Linked DNA regions of Homo sapiens: region 1 is linked to region 2. A link is an interaction called in ENCODE POLR2A ChIA-PET data of the cell type or tissue named here. Cell type or tissue: OCI-LY7. All regions are shown on one strand. Links, peaks and the distances in the headings refer to the core of each region. The heading gives the core; the rest is flanking DNA. Region 1 overlaps LOC105369923 (a long non-coding RNA gene). Region 2 has its middle 40 kb from the start of CDK17.

What was found. ChIA-PET counts read pairs that join two places held together with the same protein. Peaks named below come from ENCODE experiments on the same cell type or tissue, not always from the same donor. Only the 100,000 strongest peaks of a DNase experiment are listed, where the experiment ranks them.
Region 1: POLR2A ChIA-PET joins it to region 2 with 5 read pairs; 2 of 35 experiments call an interaction of 5 or more read pairs at or near these places.

Annotation. Positions count from the first base shown.
Region 1 is chr12:96,104,236-96,107,155 of GRCh38, forward strand. The region is part of intron 2 of LOC105369923 (a long non-coding RNA gene); the gene reads left to right. Among named protein-coding and RNA genes, the nearest start is that of LINC02452, 67 kb to the right of the region's middle. In OCI-LY7, for the core only: no CTCF peak of the experiment used is centred there; a DNase peak (open chromatin) is centred at 1,576.
Region 2 is chr12:96,439,286-96,442,205 of GRCh38, forward strand. No RefSeq gene overlaps it. Among named protein-coding and RNA genes, the nearest start is that of CDK17, 40 kb to the left of the region's middle. In OCI-LY7, for the core only: no CTCF peak of the experiment used is centred there; no DNase peak of the experiment used is centred there.

The DNA of each region.
Region 1 (2,920 bases), core at 138-2,637, 340 kb before region 2:
CATAAGGTAGAATCCAGATTCTATTATTATCTTCTTTGTAGAGTGAAGGAAATTAGGCAGAGAGACACTAATTAATTTGTCCAAGGTGGCAGAGATCAGTGGCTGGCTGCAACCCAAACCAGGAAGTTTAGTTCCAAAATTCCAGTTCTTAGTCCTTCCTCTATCCCACTTCTCCCACCCACTCTCTCCTGCAAGTCAGTGACCATAGTGGTCACCTTAGGGTTTCACTTTATTATGTCATTCCCCTGATCAAGAACCTTCCAGGCCAGGCTCCCCAGCACAGCATGGAGGCTGTCTAGGGTTGTCCCCAGCCTCCTGAGCAGTGACCTCCTCTTTCAGAGGCAATAGGAGCTTGGTCCCAACTCTACCATCTACCACTGTGTGACTGTGGCCATGGGACTTAACCTCTTTCCACCTCGGGCTCCTCCACTGTAGAATGAGAAGTACTGGGGCTGACTTCACATGGCTTATGACGGCTTGAGAGTCATCAGTGTGGGCACTGCTTAGAACAGGGGTTGGAAAACGTTTTCTAAAAAGGGCCAGATGGTAAGTATTTTTGGCTTTGTGGGCCATATGGTCTCTGCAACAACTGCTCAACTCCGCCATTGTAGTCCAAAAGTAGAAGCTATAGGCCTGGTGCAGTGGCTCACGCCTGTAATCCTAGCACTGTGGGAGGCTGAGGCGGGCGGATCACCTGAGGTCAGGAGTTCAAGACCAGCCTGGCCAACATGGCAAAACCCTATCTCTACTAAAAATATAAAAATCAGCCGGGCGTGGTGATGCACACCTGTAATCCCAGCTACTTGGGAGGCTGAGGCAGGAGAATCGCTTGAACCCGGGAGGCGAGGTTGCAGTGAGCCGAGATCGCACCACTGCCCTCCGGCCTGGGTGACACAGCAAGACTCTGCCTCAAAAAAAAAAAAAAAAAAAAAAAGCAGAGGATATGGTCTGAATGTTTTGTGTCCCCCCAAATTCGCATGTTGAAATCCTAACCCCCAGGGTGATAGTATCAGGAGATGGGGCTTTGGGGAGGGGATTAGGCTATGAGGGTAAAGCCTTCAAGACTGCGACTAATGCCCTTGTAAAAGAGGCCCCAGAGAGCTAGCTAGCCTCTCCCATTATGTGAGGACACAGGGAGAAGGTATCATCTAGAAATGAATTAGAAATGAATTTTCTACAAACTAGAAAGCCCTCACCCAACACTGAATCTGCTGGGGCCTTGATCTTGGGCTTCCCCACTCCTAGAACTGTGTGACATAAATGTCTGTTGTTTATAAGGCGCTATTTTGTTGTAGCAGCCCAAAGAGACAAGCAGCCATGGACAAGATGAAAAATAATTTGTATGGCTATATATCAATAAAAGTTTATTTATGGCTGAGTGCAGTGGCTCAGGCCTATAATCTCAGCACTTCAGGAGGTAGAGGCAGGAGGACCACTTCAGCCCAGGAGTTCAAGACCAGCCTAGGCAATATAGCTAAACCCCATCTCTGCAAAAAAAGTTTAAAATAAGCCTGGCGTGGTGGCGCACGGGTAGTACCAGCTACTCGGGAGGCTGAGGTGGGAGCATGGCTTAAGCCCCGGATGTCAAGGCTGCAGTGAGCCATGATCACACCACTACACGCCAGCCTAGGCAACAGAGTGAGAAGCTGTCTCGAAAAAAAAAAAAAGTTTATTTATGGGCACTAAAATTTGAATTTCAAATAATTCTTATGTGGCATGAAATATTATTTCTAGTTTTTTCCTAACCATTTAAAAATGTGAAAACCTTTCTTAGCTCATGGACATTATATACAAAAACAGGTGTGGGGCTAGATTTGGTTCACAGGCTGTAGTCTGCTGACACCTAGTTTAGAGCAGTATCTGGTACAAAGGAAGAGCTTAATACATCTGAGACAGACAGTGTGAAGTAAGGTAACAAGTAGGAGGTTTTATAAGGTGCCGAGGGCCCTGGCTTGGTGGGGACATGTGGCTGGAATAGATGTGTTAAATATAGGAGACAGAGATGAGAACCCAACATCTGCTGAGTGCTGACTGTGGCCATGCACCACACTTTCCACATTTCCTCCCATTGAGTCCTCACACTGACCTTGTACCTTACACCTGTTTACAGAGATGATGAGTGAGGCTCAGAGAGGTTAAGTAATACGCCCAGAGTTACACAGCTTTTAAGTGACAGAGTCAGGATCTGAACCCAGGTTTTATAGAACACCAAAGACTGGGCTTTTTCTATGAGACTGTCATTTGCTGAACATGTATTTTATTGAAAACAGATGTACAAGGTGCTATGCCAGGTTTGGGAACACAGTGGTGTAAAAGATGTACACCCCATGGAGTGTATAGTCTGGTAGGAGAGACCAGGCATCCAAACGAGCAATTATAACTCAGGGTGACATCTCCAGGATGAAAATGAACAAGGGAGCTCAGAATGTACAGTTCTTACCCATGTATGGAAAATCAGAGAAGGCTTCCTGAAGGAAGCAATGTCTAACCAGATGGAAGGTCAAGAAGGAAAGACCCAGGAAGGCACGAAACAGGGGCTAATGATACTAAACTACAATTTGTTTTCTTGCATATGCAGGTTGTGGCTGGTGCCCCTACCTCTCAGATTTGCTGCCCTTGATAGTCCAATCTCTTCTTAGGAGGGTGCCTGCGTCTTTTTTTTTTTTTTCCTTTTTTTTTTTTTGAGACAGAGTCTCACTCTGTTGCCCAGGCTGGAGTGCAATGGCATGATCTCAGCTCATTACAGCCTCTGCTTCCTGGGTTCAAGCAATTCTCTGCCTCAGCCTCCCGAGTAGCTGGGATTACAGGTGCCTGCCACTACACCCGGCTATTGTATTTTTAGTATAGATGGTGTTTCACCATGTTGGCCAGGTTGGTCTTGAACTCCTGGCCTTGTGATCCACCTGCCTCGGCCTACCAA
Region 2 (2,920 bases), core at 266-2,765:
AGCTACTTGGGAGGCTGAGGCAGGAGAATGGCATGAACCCGGGAGGCGGAGCTTGCAGTGAGCCGAGATCGTGTCACTGGACTCCAGCCTGGGGGACAGCGAGACTCTGTCTCAAAAAAACAAAAAAAAACAAAAAAAAAACAAAACAGATGCTCCAATGATTGTTCCCTTGGTGAAGATTTCTTCAAAAACAAGCAGTTCTCAAAAAAGGAAAAACAAATGGCTTACAAACATCTGAAATTATATTTAACCTCACTCATAATAAGATAAGTACAATTTAAATATATGCTGAGATACCATTTTTTACCAACAAAATAGGCAAAAAGCAAAAACTTTGTTAACAGGCTGTACTGTTGAGGATATGTAATAATGCATGCTCTTCTGTGAATCTACATGTTCTTTGACCCAACAGCATCACTTCTATATATATATATTTTTTTTGAGACAGAGTTTTGCTCTGTCACCCAGGCTGGAGTACAGTAGCATAATCATAGCTTACTGCAAACTTGACCTTCCAAGTTCAAGCAGTCCTCCCACCTCAGCCTCCTGAGTAGCTGAAACCACAGGTGCACTATTTTTTTGTTTTTTGTTTGTTTTTTGAGACAGAGTTTCACTCTTGTCACCCAGGCTGGAGTGCGGTGGCGTGATCTCAGCTCACTGCAACCTCCGCCTCCCAGATTCAAGTGATTCTCCTGCCTCAGCTTCCCAAGTAGCTGGGATTACAGGCGCTCACCACCACGCCCAGCTAATTTTTGTATTTTTAGTAGAGACAGGTATTCACCAAGTTGGCCAGGCTTGCCTCGAACTCCTGGCCTCAGATGATCCACCTGCCTCAGCCTCCCAGGGTGCTGGGATTATAGGTGTAAGCCACTGCACCCAGCCTTTTATTTTTTTATTTTTACTTTTTGTAGAGACAAGGTTTTGCTGTGTTGTCCAGGCTATTCTCAAACTCCTGGGCTCAAGCAATCCTCCTTCCTCAGCTGCCCAAAGTATTGGAATTGCAGGTATGAGCCACTGAGGCCAGACTAGAAATTTATCTTATAGACATGCAGGCATATGTGAAAATCAGCTTACATATTATGTTATTCATGTCTGTATTATTTGTAGTGGAATCAGAGTAAAACAACTTAAAGTTTTATCAATAATGGTTGAACTAGTTTACAGTCCCACCAACAGTGTAAAAGTGTTCCTATTTCTCCACATCCTCTCCAGCACCTGTTGTTTCCTGACTTTTTAATGATCGCCATTCTAACTAGTGTGGGATGGTGTCTCATTGTGGTTTTGATTTGCATTTCTCTGATGGCCAGTGATGATGAGCATTTTCTCATGTGTCTGTTGGCTGCATAAATGTCTTCTTTTGAGAAGTGTCTGTTCATATCCTTTGCCCACTTTTTGATGGGGTTGCTTGTTTTTCTCTTGTAAATTCGTTTGAGTTCTTGGTAGATTCTGGATATTAGCCCTTTGTCAGATGGGTAGATTGTAAAAATTTTCTCCCATTCTGTAGGTTGCCTGTTCACTCTAATGGTAGTTTCTTTTGCTGTGCAGAAGCTCTTTAGTTTAATTAGATCCCATTTGTCAATTTTGGCTTTTGTTGCCATTGCTTTTGGTGTTTTAGACATGAAGTCCTTGCCCATGCCTATGTCCTGAATGGTATTGCCTAGGTTTTCTTCTAGGGTTTTTATGGTTTCAGGTCTAACATTTAAGTCTTCAATCCATCTTGAATTAATTTTTGTATAAGGTGTAAGGAAGGGATCCAGTTTTAGCTTTCTACATATGGCTAGCAAGTTTTCCCAGCACCATTTATTAAATAGGGAATCCTTTCCCTATTTCTTGTTTTTGTGGCAATTCATCAAGGATCTAGAACTAGAAATACCATTTGACCCAGTCATCCCATTACTGGGTATGTACCCAAAGGATTATAAATCATGCTGCTATAAAGACACATGCACATGTATGTTTATTGTGGCACTATTCACAATAGCAAAGACTTGGAACCAACCCAAATGTCCATCAATGATAGACTGGATTAAGAAAATATGGCACATATACACCACGGAATACTATGCAGCCATAAAAAAGGATGAGTTCATGTCCTTTGTAGGGACATGGATGAAGCTGGAAACCATCATTCTCAGCAAACTATCGCAAGGACAAAAAACCAAACACCACATGTTCTCACTCATAGGTGGGAATTGCACAATGAGAACACTTGGACACAAGAAGGGGAACATCACACACCGGGGCCTGTTGTGGGGTAGGGGGAGTGGGGAGGGATGGCATTAGGAGATATACCTAATGTAAATGATGAGTTAATGGGTGCAGCACACCAACATGGCACATGTATACATATGTAACAAACCTGCACGTTGTGCACATGTACTGCAGAACTTAAAGTATAATTAAAAAAAAGGTTTATCTATAATGAAATGAGTAAATAAATTATGGTACATTCACACATTGGAATACTGTGCAGCCAAATATATTGTGAAACTATTTTATGTATTGATATGAGATTATTTCCCAGCTCTATTATTGGGAGGGGAACAGGAGGCAGAAGTCATGGAGTGTCAGGGGCACATGTGTGGAAGGGAGGTAATATGGTTTGGCTCTATGTACCCACCCAAATCTCATCTCAAATTGTAATCCCCACGTGTTGAGAGAGGGACCTCGTGGGAGGTGATTGGAACATGGAGGTGGTTTCCCCCTTGCTGTTTTCATGATAGTGAGTTCTCACAAGATCTAATGGTTTAAAAGTGTGACTTCCTTTGCTCTCTCTCTCCTGCCATCGTATAAGACACACCTTGCTTCCCTTTCACCTTCCACCATGATTGTAAGTTTCCTGAGGCTTCCCCAGCCATGCAAAACTGTGAGTCAATTAAACCCCCTTTCTTTATAAATTACCAAATTTCAGGTATGTCTT